Linked DNA regions of Homo sapiens: region 1 is linked to region 2. A link is an interaction called in ENCODE POLR2A ChIA-PET data of the cell type or tissue named here. Cell type or tissue: GM12878. All regions are shown on one strand. Each heading gives the region's core, and the rest is flanking DNA. Links, peaks and the distances in the headings are about the cores only.

Evidence for each region. Peaks named below come from ENCODE experiments on the same cell type or tissue, not always from the same donor. Only the 100,000 strongest peaks of a DNase experiment are listed, where the experiment ranks them.
Region 1: POLR2A ChIA-PET joins it to region 2 with 5 read pairs; 3 of 35 experiments call an interaction of 5 or more read pairs at or near these places.

The regions. Positions count from the first base shown.
Region 1 is chr19:49,018,204-49,023,568 of GRCh38, reverse strand. SAXO3 (stabilizer of axonemal microtubules 3) reads left to right here and starts at 3,020. Exons shown (of 5, transcript NM_001396011.1): 1 at 3,020-3,194; 2 at 3,460-3,660; 3 at 3,761-3,922; 4 at 4,569-4,696; 5 at 5,229-5,365. The coding sequence starts at 3,054. CGB3 (chorionic gonadotropin subunit beta 3) reads left to right here. Exons shown (of 3, transcript NM_000737.5): 2 at 1-133; 3 at 369-700. The coding sequence ends at 683. LOC124904738 (a long non-coding RNA gene) reads right to left here and starts at 3,476. Exons shown (of 2, transcript XR_007067288.1): 1 at 2,895-3,476; 2 at 754-2,672. It also overlaps a transcript of LHB not described here. RefSeq lists enhancers at 2,294-2,443, 4,730-5,365 and a silencer at 5,297-5,365. In GM12878, for the core only: no CTCF peak of the experiment used is centred there; no DNase peak of the experiment used is centred there; H3K4me3 peaks cover 703 bases.
Region 2 is chr19:48,878,068-48,883,432 of GRCh38, reverse strand. TULP2 (TUB like protein 2) reads left to right here. Exons shown (of 13, transcript NM_003323.3): 12 at 1,230-1,401; 13 at 2,307-2,466. The coding sequence ends at 2,422. Among named protein-coding and RNA genes, the nearest start is that of PPP1R15A, 8.3 kb to the right of the region's middle. RefSeq lists an enhancer at 3,183-3,895 and cis regulatory regions at 4,336-4,948, 4,505-5,365. In GM12878, for the core only: no CTCF peak of the experiment used is centred there; no DNase peak of the experiment used is centred there; H3K27ac peaks cover 628 bases.

The DNA.
Region 1 (5,365 bases), core at 159-5,158, 140 kb before region 2:
GACATGGGCATCCAAGGAGCCGCTTCGGCCACGGTGCCGCCCCATCAATGCCACCCTGGCTGTGGAGAAGGAGGGCTGCCCCGTGTGCATCACCGTCAACACCACCATCTGTGCCGGCTACTGCCCCACCATGGTGAGCTGCCCGGGGCCGGGGCAGGTGCTGCCACCTCAGGGCCAGACCCACAGAGGCAGCGGGGGAGGAAGGGTGGTCTGCCTCTCTGGTCAGGGGCTGCGGAATGGGGTGTGGGAGGGCAGGAACAGAGGGCTTCCTGGACCCCTGAGTCTGAGACCTGTGGGGGCAGCTGGGGAGCTCAGCTGAGGCGCTGGCCCCAGGCACATGCTCATTCCCCCACTCACACGGCTTCCAGACCCGCGTGCTGCAGGGGGTCCTGCCGGCCCTGCCTCAGGTGGTGTGCAACTACCGCGATGTGCGCTTCGAGTCCATCCGGCTCCCTGGCTGCCCGCGCGGCGTGAACCCCGTGGTCTCCTACGCCGTGGCTCTCAGCTGTCAATGTGCACTCTGCCGCCGCAGCACCACTGACTGCGGGGGTCCCAAGGACCACCCCTTGACCTGTGATGACCCCCGCTTCCAGGACTCCTCTTCCTCAAAGGCCCCTCCCCCCAGCCTTCCAAGCCCATCCCGACTCCCGGGGCCCTCGGACACCCCGATCCTCCCACAATAAAGGCTTCTCAATCCGCACTCTGGAGGTGTCTTTCTGTGGGCTCAGGGCAACCACACACACACAGGATGGGTCCAGCTTCCAAACCATTTTATACAGAGTCACAGTATGAGAACTCTGGTAGAAAACAGTGTGGGGTCGGGGGATGACATCGCAACTTTACTCTACATTGGGAAAGAAACAGACCTTAAAATTTTCCAGCTTGATGGCCAGGTGCGATGGCTGATGCCTGTAATCCCAGCACTTTGAGAGGCCAAGACAGGCGAATCACCTGAGGTTAGGAGTTCAAGACCAGCCTGGTTAACATGGTGAAACCCCGTCTCTACTAAAATTACATAAAGAAATTAGCTGGGCGTGTAGGCGGGTGCCTGTAATCCCAGCTACTCTGGAGGGTGAGGCAGGAGAATCGCTTGAACCCGGGAGGCGGAGGTTGCAGTGAGCGGAGACTGTGCCATTGCACTCCAGCCTGGGCAAAAAGAGGGAAAGTCCGTCTCAAAAAAAAAAAAAAATTGTCCAGTTTGAGTGGGACATGAGGTTCTGACTAACTCGCCGTCCCCCTGGCTAGGATCAGGGGGTTATTCGTCATTGAGAGCCCTTGAGTAGGGTCAGCAAAATCCAACAGAAGGGCCCCAGAAGCATGATTCAGGGAGGAACAGTAAGTGGGATTGTGGGCCTGGCTGCAGAAGGCAGCCTCAGGTTTCCTTGTCTGAAGAATGGGCTCGTGGGATGAGATAATGAGGGTTGAGGAGGCAGAGGCCTAGACCAAAAGCTATTTTTTTTTTTTTTTTTGAGATGGAGTCTTGCTCTGTCCCCTAGGCTGGAGTGCAGTGGCATGATCTCAGCTCACTGCCACCTTCACCTCCTGAGTTCAAGTGATTCTCCTGCCTTAGTTGGGATTACAGGTGTGCGCCACCATGCCTGGCTACTTTTTATATTTTTCGATAGAGACAGGGTTTTGCCATGTTGGCCAGGCTGGTTTCAAACTCCTAACCTCAAGTTATCTGCCCGCCTCTGCCTCTCAAAGTGCTGGGATTACAGGAGTGAGTCATCGTGCCCGGTGACCAAAAGCTCTATATGGTGAAGAAATGACAAGGGAAGCCAGGGACAGACCACAGGAGTTCACAGTAGCCCTTCACCTATGACCCCTATTACCCATCTCCCTACATGTGTTGCCAACACACAGACATACAGACACACACACACTCACTCTCTCTCTCTCTCTCTGGTCCACAGGACTTCACAATAGCCCTTCACCTATTACCCATCTCCCCACATGTGTTGCCAACACACAGACAGACACACACACACACACACACTCTGTCTCTCTCTCTCTCTCTCTCTTTCTCTCTGTCTGGGACAGACCACAGGACTTCACAATAGCCCTTTACCTATTACCCATCTCCCCACATGTGTTGCCAACACACAGACACAGACACACACACACACTCTCTCTCTCTCACTTTCTCTCCCCCTCTCTCTCTCTCAGGTCCAGCTTTGAGCAAAGGACATAGGCACCCCCTCCACCAATCTGTACAGACCAGGCCCCTCGGCAGGGAGGGGTGTGGCTGCCTCCGTTTCTACATCTCCTTGTTACCATCTCTGATTTTGCTCTTTTTTGCCGCCTTTCTCTCTGTCTCTAACTTCCGGTGGCTCTAGCCTCTGGGTGAGTACTAATAGCTCCGTTTCCAGCGTGGTCTGTGTCTTCCTCCCTGTCTCTCTCCTCTCTTGTATTTCTTTCTCACTCATCAAAGCCCATGTTTTTCGCTATGGTCCGGTGCACTTCTCTGTGGGTGCCTCCCTGTTTCCACACCCCGCCTACCCAGGTGGAACTTTTCAAGCCAATCAAAGGCAGGCAGGACAGCCAATGCTAGTGCTGATTACTTCAGCACGTGCATGCAGGGAGGGTCGGGGAGCCCCGGGGATGTCTGGAAATCGTTACCCTGAGGTGGGCAGGCCTGGTAGAGGGAGGAAGCAGCCAGGAGCATCTGGGCCCTGGAAGAAAGGGGGGTGTTTCTCATGGATGTCCTGAGTTGCTAGGTGCAGCGCAGGGGTCTCTGTCTCTCTGTCTGGATCTCTGACACCTCCAGGTCCCTGTCCCTCTTTTTGGGTTTCTCTCTCCCCCACCCCCTGGGTCTCTGAAATACTGAACTTCTCCTTCCCTTTCCACCCTCCTATCTTTGAGTCTCCATTCCCCCTCCTTGTGTTTCTTTGTACCCCTCTTGGGGTCCCTGTCTCTGGGTCTCTTTCTCATTCCATCCATCCAGGTGCCTGCAGGCCCTTGATTGACTAGGTTCTGGGTGGGCGGGTTCTGTCACCTGGGGCAACAACCACAATAAGCCAGCTCCTGCTTGGCTACGGAGTGGGGGTGGAACCATGGCCAGTGGCACCCTGGCTCCGGGCTGTCGTATCTCTGCAACCGAGGTACCTGGATCCAGGCCCAACTGCCATCTCACCAGCAGCTACTTTTCCCACCGCATTATCCCACCCATACCCTTCACCCCGCCCACGGTGCAGGTGAGCGGACCCTACGCTGCAGCCCTGCCGGGCCTGGAGACCCAGAAAGATAGGGGCTAAATAAAGCGGATTGGGAGCTTGGACTCCTCTCTGAAGGAGGAGGGTCCTGGAGTTCTGGGTCTGAGAGAGGAGGCACCAGGGAAGCTGAATGCCAGGGACTGCAGAGGAAAGGGCTGGGGGCCGACTGGAAGAGGTCAGAGTTTGGGGTGGGGGGTGATAGGGACTCCTGAGTCTTTCTAGCTGATGTGCGGCGCCTTCTCTCCAGTCCACGGTCGCGGACCCTCTACCCCAAGTTGCAAAGCAGGATTCTCACAACTGGGCTTTCGACGAGGTCCTCAGCAGATGGGAGACAACCTCTGGCTCGGCCTACGTGCCCAAGACCCATGGCGGGCCCTGCGCCCAGCCCAGAGCCCCAGAGCCTGCAGACCCCACGCGGACTGTGGGGATCAAGGATTTAGGAGAAAAGGTAAAGTTTGGGGAGTGCCGGAGTCCGCAGGGGACAGGGCGGGGGACTGCATTTGAGTCCCCTGCTCCTTCACGTGAGTCTCTGGGTCGCCTTTCCGCAGCTCAGACACCGCGGCTGGCGCCTCCCACTGACCACAAAGTACCAGAGCAGCGAGACGAGGGCGCAGTACACTGGCTCTCCCAGCGGGGACCCGCGCGCCCCGGAATACTTCGGGCCCCAGCCCCCACAACTCGCAGACCACCACCGCGGGGGTCCTTCCCAGGTGTCTGGGTGGAAGCCGGCGCCGGCGAGACGGGGCGGAGCTCCGGGAGCCTGGGGCGGGGCCAGAAGGAATCACGGCTTTGGGGCGTGGCTAAAGGGTCTGGGGCGGGATCGCGAGGTTAGAGGAGCCGGGGGAGGGGCTGGGCATTAGGCCAGGCCAGAAGGACCAGGGACTACAAACTCACCTTCAGGGCTCCTAAGCTGCTGCGGAGCTAGACGGCGGGCTGTGGGTGGGGAGGAGACTAGAATATTCTGAGACGGGGTCAGGTGGGAGTTGGGAGAGGTAACTTGGAGTTGCTGCCCAAGATGCAGCTCAGCTCCAGTGGCCACACCAAGACGGTTTAAGACAGAGCGGAACCAGGGAGGTTGTTTTTGGTGGCTGGGGGCTTGGGTTTGAGTTCCTTGAACAGCAGAAGGTGCTTGGATTTAGGGAGGTGAGGCTGGGAAGGGTTCGGGTATGAGAAAGGAAGCTGAAGTTCCCTGGCGTGGGTGGCAGGAAGGGCTCTAACCCTGGGGCGGGGTGTGAGGGCCGTGGCCGTCATGGCTGTCGAGGCCGAAGGAGAGGGATTCTGAACTCGGGACCCAGGGCTTGGGATGGGGTATGAAATCTATGTCTTGGGTATGCCTCCTCCCCCAATCTTGCTCAGGCTCTAATTGCCTGGACGAAGAACCCCGAGCTGTCTGGCCGGCCTTTCACAGTATCCGACCGGGGCGTCCTGGACCGCCGCCAGCTCTATCTGACCACCTCGGCGCGGGACTTTCGGTTCTATCCCAAGTAAGCCGGGCTCTCGCTCGGCACCGCCTCCTGCACAGCCCCCGCCGTGGCCGGTGCACGCCGAGCCCCTGGGCTGGCTCCCATTCCCTGAGCCGGTGGTCTCAGCCTCGACTTCTGTAGCAGCAAGAACCAAAGTTCAGGCCTCAGCCCCTCCCTTTTTTTTTTAAGCACCCAGGAGTCCTTAGTGTCACCTCTCAGGAACCGCGGTAGGGACAGGAAGCCTGCACAGCGGCTCGAGGGGATTCCGGATCTGAGGGCAGGGCCTCCTTCGGTACTTGAGCCCCCAGATACTCCTTCCCAAGGAAGCGAAAGTCCCCTTTTACTTCCCTAGGATGCGAAAGCTCAGTTTCCAGGACGTTAAGTACCTCGAGGACCCAGGAACGCAGGCAACGCGTGCCGGGTCGCGTCCTTCCTAAGGGGTGCTCGCCTGGAAATGCAGGAGTTTGAATGTGCAGACTCCTTAGATCCCGAGGTCTGAAACTCGTCCCCAAGGATCCAGCTGTATCCTCACCATCCCGCCCTGCTCCCACAGGACGGAGCTGTCCGGATACCCCCGCAAGGACTCCCTGACCTACTGGAGCTTCGAAGAGACGCCCCAGGTCTGGAGCCACGGCCCGCAGCGGCCGCCCTGTCCGCGCTCCTCCCGGCCGCCCCGACCACCGCGGGTCC
Region 2 (5,365 bases), core at 286-5,285:
AGCAAGTTTATTAGAGAAGAAATAAAAGAATGGCTACTCCATAGGCAAAGCAGCCTTGAGGCCAGCTGGTTGGCTATTTTTATGGTTATTTCTTGATTATATGCTAAACGAGGTGGATTATTCATTAATTTTCTGGGAAAGGGGTGGGCAATTCCCAGAACTGAGGGTTCCTGCTTCTTTTAGACTCTCTCTTTCTTTCTTTTTTTTTTTTTTTGAGACAGAGTCTTGCTCTGTCGCCCAGGCTGGAGTGCAGTGGCGCGATCTCGGCTCACTGCAAGCTCGACCTCCCCGGCTCACGCCATTCTCCTGCCTCAGCCTCCTGAGTAGCTGGGACTACAGGCGCCCGCTACCATGCCCGTCTAATTTTTTATATTTTTAGTAGAGCCGGGGTTTCACTGTGTTAGTCAGGATGGTCTCGATCTCCTGACCTCGTGATTCACCCGCCTCGGCCTCCCAAAGTGCTGGGATTACAGGCGTGAGCCACCGTGCCCGGCAGTAACCTCTCTTACAAGCAAAATTTATTCAAAGACCTGTGCTAACATTCTTAAATATCTGTTAGCCATAATAAAGAAATCAGTGTACTTTACGTTTTTAGCTCCCACAATTTACCCTAAATATTTGCCCTGGCATGCTTGTACCGGTCCAAGCAAGCATTAGGTCATAGCCTGTTCCTCTTCCTTATTTGAAGGTGTTTTTACCTTTCTCAACATTCCACAAGTTACTTCCTCCTTACTTTGTATTCTTCTGCTTTTCCCTCTTTTAAAAAGTTCTAAGTTGCTAGCCAATTGGGACAAATACAGAACGTGAGGTCCCGTTCCAGCCAATGGAAACCCTACACGGCAGTAGGGTGGATGCGCCAGGTTATAAATGACCCTGTCTCCTTTGTTCAGTGTACTCTCATGGCAAAACTCCTGGTGAGTGTACCCTTTCTGCAGAAAGTTAAAAAATGGCCTTGCTGAGGAAATTAAATTTATGCTCAAGTGCTATTTCTTTACTGCACCGGGGAACAAGCATTTCTAACATTGTGATACCAGTCCTGTCAAACTCCTGTCTCATCCTGTGACTAAGAATGCCTAACCTCCTGGGAACGCAGCCCAGCAGGTCTCATCCTCATTTTACCCAGCCCCTGTTCAAGATGGAGTCGCCCCTGTTCAAGATGGAGTCGCCCCTGTTCAAGATGGAGTTTCGAAAGCCTCTGAGAAAACCACAGCCCCTTCTTTACCTTCTAGGAACAGGAGTCGCTACTGAGTCGTTACCAACGTGGGGACAAACAAGGGTTGCTTTTGTTGCACAACAAAACCCCGTCGTGGGACAAGGAGAACGGTGTCTACACGCTCAATTTCCATGGTCGAGTCACTCGGGCTTCGGTGAAGAACTTCCAAATCGTGGATCCCAAACACCGTGAGCTCCTGGAAACCAGTTTAGCCGGGCCAGGTGGGGTGGGGGTTAGGGTGTGAACGGAAGGGAACTACATCTCCCATCATCACTTGAGCGTTTTTCTAGGCAGGGCAGATGCCACCCTATTGCAAAGCCTATTGGGAATTGTAGTTTACACACCCTCAGGGTTTCTGGCTTAGTAAGGGCACCGCTCAGCCTCTTAAAAGTCTCCATTCTCGGCCTGGCGCGGTAGCTCCCGCTTATAATCCTAGCACTTTGGGAGACCGAGGTGGGTGGATCATCTGAGGTCAGGAGTTCAAGAACAGCCTGGCCAACATGGTGAAACCCTGTCTCTACTAAAAATACAAAAATTAGGCCGGGCACTGTGGCTCACACCTGTAATCCCAGCACTTTGGGAGGCCGAGGCGGGCGGATACGAGGTCAGGAGATTGAGACCATCCTGACTAACACGGTGAAACCCCGTCTCTACTAAAAACACAGAAAAAATTAGCTGGGTGTAGTGGTGGTCACCTGTAGTCCCAGCTAATCAGGAGGCTGAGGCAGGAGAATGGTGTGAACCCGGGAGGCGGAGCTTGCAGTGAGCCGAGATCGCGCCACTGCTCTCCAGCCTGGGCAACAGAGCGAGACTCCATCTCAAAAAAAAAAAAAAAAAAAAAAATTAGCCGGACGTGGTGGCACATGCCTGTAATCCTAGCTACTTGGGAGGCTGAGGCAGAAGAACTGCTTGAACCTGGGAGGTGGAGGTTGCAGTGAGCCAAGATCAGGTCACTGCACTCCAGCCTGGGCGACAGAGCAAGACTCTGTCTCAAAAAAAAAAAAAAAAGAAAAAAAAAAAAAAAAAGTCTCAGTTCTCGAAGCTGGGAGATGAGAGAGTCAGGCTAAGGCTTTGTTCCTGATTCACTTCTCAGAAGAACATCTGGTGCTCCAGTTCGGCCGAGTGGGCCCAGACACATTCACCATGGACTTCTGCTTTCCATTTAGCCCGCTCCAGGCCTTCAGCATCTGCTTGTCCAGTTTCAATTAGAAGCTGGCTGTTGAATAACTCAATAAAATACCATACCCTTGCCAGCTTCTGTGCCTCCTCATTTGGAGGAAGGGCCCCGACATGCCTTCTTTTGCACCACCTTAATAACCAACACTGACCGGGCAAGGTGGCTCACGCCTGTAATCCCAACACTTTGGCAGGCTGAAGCTGGTGCATCACCTGAAGTCAGGAGATCGAGACCAGCCTGGCCAACATGTGAAACCCCGTCTCTACTAAAAGTACAAAAATTAGCTGGGCGTGGTGGCAGGCACCTGTAATCCCAGCTATTCAGGAGACTGAGGCAGAAGAAACACTTGAATCTGGGAGGCGGAGGCTGCAGTGAGCTGAGATAGCTCCACTTCACTCCAGCTAGACTCTGTCTCAAAAAAAAAAAAAAAAAAAAAATGCCGGGCGCGGTGGCTCACACCTGGAATCCCAACACTTTAGGAGGTCGAGGCGGAAGGATCACTTGAGGTCAGGAGTTCGAGACCAGCCTCGCCGATATGGCAAACCCCGTCTCTACTAAAAATACAAAAATTAGCTGGGCATGGTGGCGCATGCCTGTAATCCCAGCTACTCCGGTGGCCGAGGCACGAGAATTGCTTGAATCTGGGAAGCGGAGGTTGCAGTGACCCGATCGTGCCACTGCACTCCAGCCTGGGCAACAGAATGCGACTCTATCCCCCCACCAAAAAAAGGAATTTTCACACTACATCTGAAGAATCAGGAGCAACTAGCTGAGCAAGAGGCCTCAGGGTTGGGATCCTCAGGCAGCAGGTAGCACTCATACAAAGGTTTTTAATTAGGTGGAATTAGGCTTGGTTGCCTTGGGGAAATGAAAGGATTATATGGCAGGAGTGGGGGTCTCAAACTCCTGACCTCGAGTTAGAGATCAGCCTGACCAACAAGGTGAAACCCCGTCTCTACTAAAAATACAAAAATTAGCCCTGTGTGGTGGCGGGCCCCTATAATCCCAACTATTCAGGAGACTGAGGCAGGAGAATCACTTGAACTCGGGAGGCGGAGGTTGCAGGGAGCCAAGATCCTGCCATTGCACTCCAGCCTGGGCGACAGAGCAAGACTCTGCCTCAAAATAAACAAACAAAACAAACAAACAAACAAAAACCTGACCTCAAGTGATCCATCTACCTCGGCCACCCAAAGTGCTAGGATTTCTAGTTTAACTAAGCTGCTTTTGTAAAGCTAATGAAAGGCCATTAGGTTAGGAGGATGAGAGGAGCCTGCATTCTGTGAAGGTCTAGAGGTAGATTAATACAAAAATTAGCCCTGCGTGGTAGCGCACGCATATAATCCCAGGTACTAGGGAGGCCGAGGCAGGAGAATTGCTTGAACCCAGGGGGTTGTAGTGAGCCGAGATCACGCCACTGCACTCCAGCCTGGGTGACACAGAGAGACTCGGTCTCAAAAAAAAAAAAAAAAATTAAAAATTAGAGGTAGAGGTGGGCATAGTGGCTCATGCCCATAATCCCAGCATTTTGGGAGACTGAGGTGGGCGGATCATGAGGTCAGGAGTCTCAAACTCCTGACCACCAACATGGTGAAACTCCTTCTCTACTAAAAATACAAAACTTAGCTGGGCGTGATGGCTCACGCCTGTAATCCCAACTGCTCAGGAGGCTGAGGCAGGAGAATCGCTTGAACCCAGGAGGCGGAGGTTGCTGGTGTGCTGAGATCGTGCCATTGCACTCCAGCCTGTGTAACAAGAGTGAAACTCCATAAAAAAAAAAAAAATTAGCTGGAAGTGGTGGCGCACACCTGTAGTCCCAGCTTCTTGGGAGGCTGATCCAGGAGAATTGTTTTAACCTGGGAAGTGGAGGTTGCAGTGAGCCGAGAGCCCACCACTGCACCCCAGCCTGGGCAGCAGAGTGAGACTCCGTATCAGGAAAAAAAAAAAAAAAAAAAAAAGAATAACGGTATATAGAATAATTACCGTATTATAGCATTTATTTCATGAGCATTGTTTTAACTCCTTTGGGGCCTTACAATCCCATAAGATATGTACAATTGTTAGTCAGCTTACAGATAAGGAAACTAGGCCTATGGACACAGGGCTTATAAATGTAAAATCAGGCTGCAACAGCAATCATACAGGGTGGTTGCAGGAGATTAGAAAATTCCAGGCAGCAGTTTCACAAGACCAGACCAGCAACAGGAAACTTGAAATAGCTACAGAAGCTATGGGCTGATAAGATCCTGAAAAACCAGGGCGTGGGCCAAGTAGGCTAAGTCCGACTAGACCCAATATGGCACTGGGTCTGACCTCGGTTTCACGTAGGACCTCATTATATGTTCATCAACACAGTCACACACCCACCAGCATCATGACGGTCCCAGGAACACCCATATTTGGTGTAAAGATGGGTGGCACCACAGTTCTGAGAAATCTCCATCTTTTTCCAGGAATGCTCATGAGTATTTTACCCCTTGGTTAAAAAAATCCAAAAAGGGCCAGCGTGGTGGCTCACGTCTGTAATCCCAGCACTTTGAGAGGCTGAGGCAGGTGGATCACTTGAGGTCAGGACTTTGAGACCAGCCTGGCCAACATGGAGAAACCCTGTCTCTACTAAAAATACAAAAAATTAGCCAGGTGTGGTGGCGCCTGCAGTCCCAGCTGCTTGGGAAGCTAAGGTAGGAGAATTGTTTGAACCCAGGAGGTGGAGGTTGCAGTGAGCTGAGATCGTGTCACTACACTCCAGCCTGGGCTGGACAGAACAAGACTCCATCTTTAAAAAACAAACAAACAAACAAAAAACCCATAACGGTAGCAGCCTCAACCCCCCTTGCACGTGATTCTCTCGAGTCCCCTTTCATGAGTGTGGACTTTCCCCTTTGCAATAAATCCTGTATTTTCACTCTTTTCCAACTCGTCCTTGAATTCATTTTCATGACTGTGTCAAGAGCCTGAACACTGGCTGAGGGGGA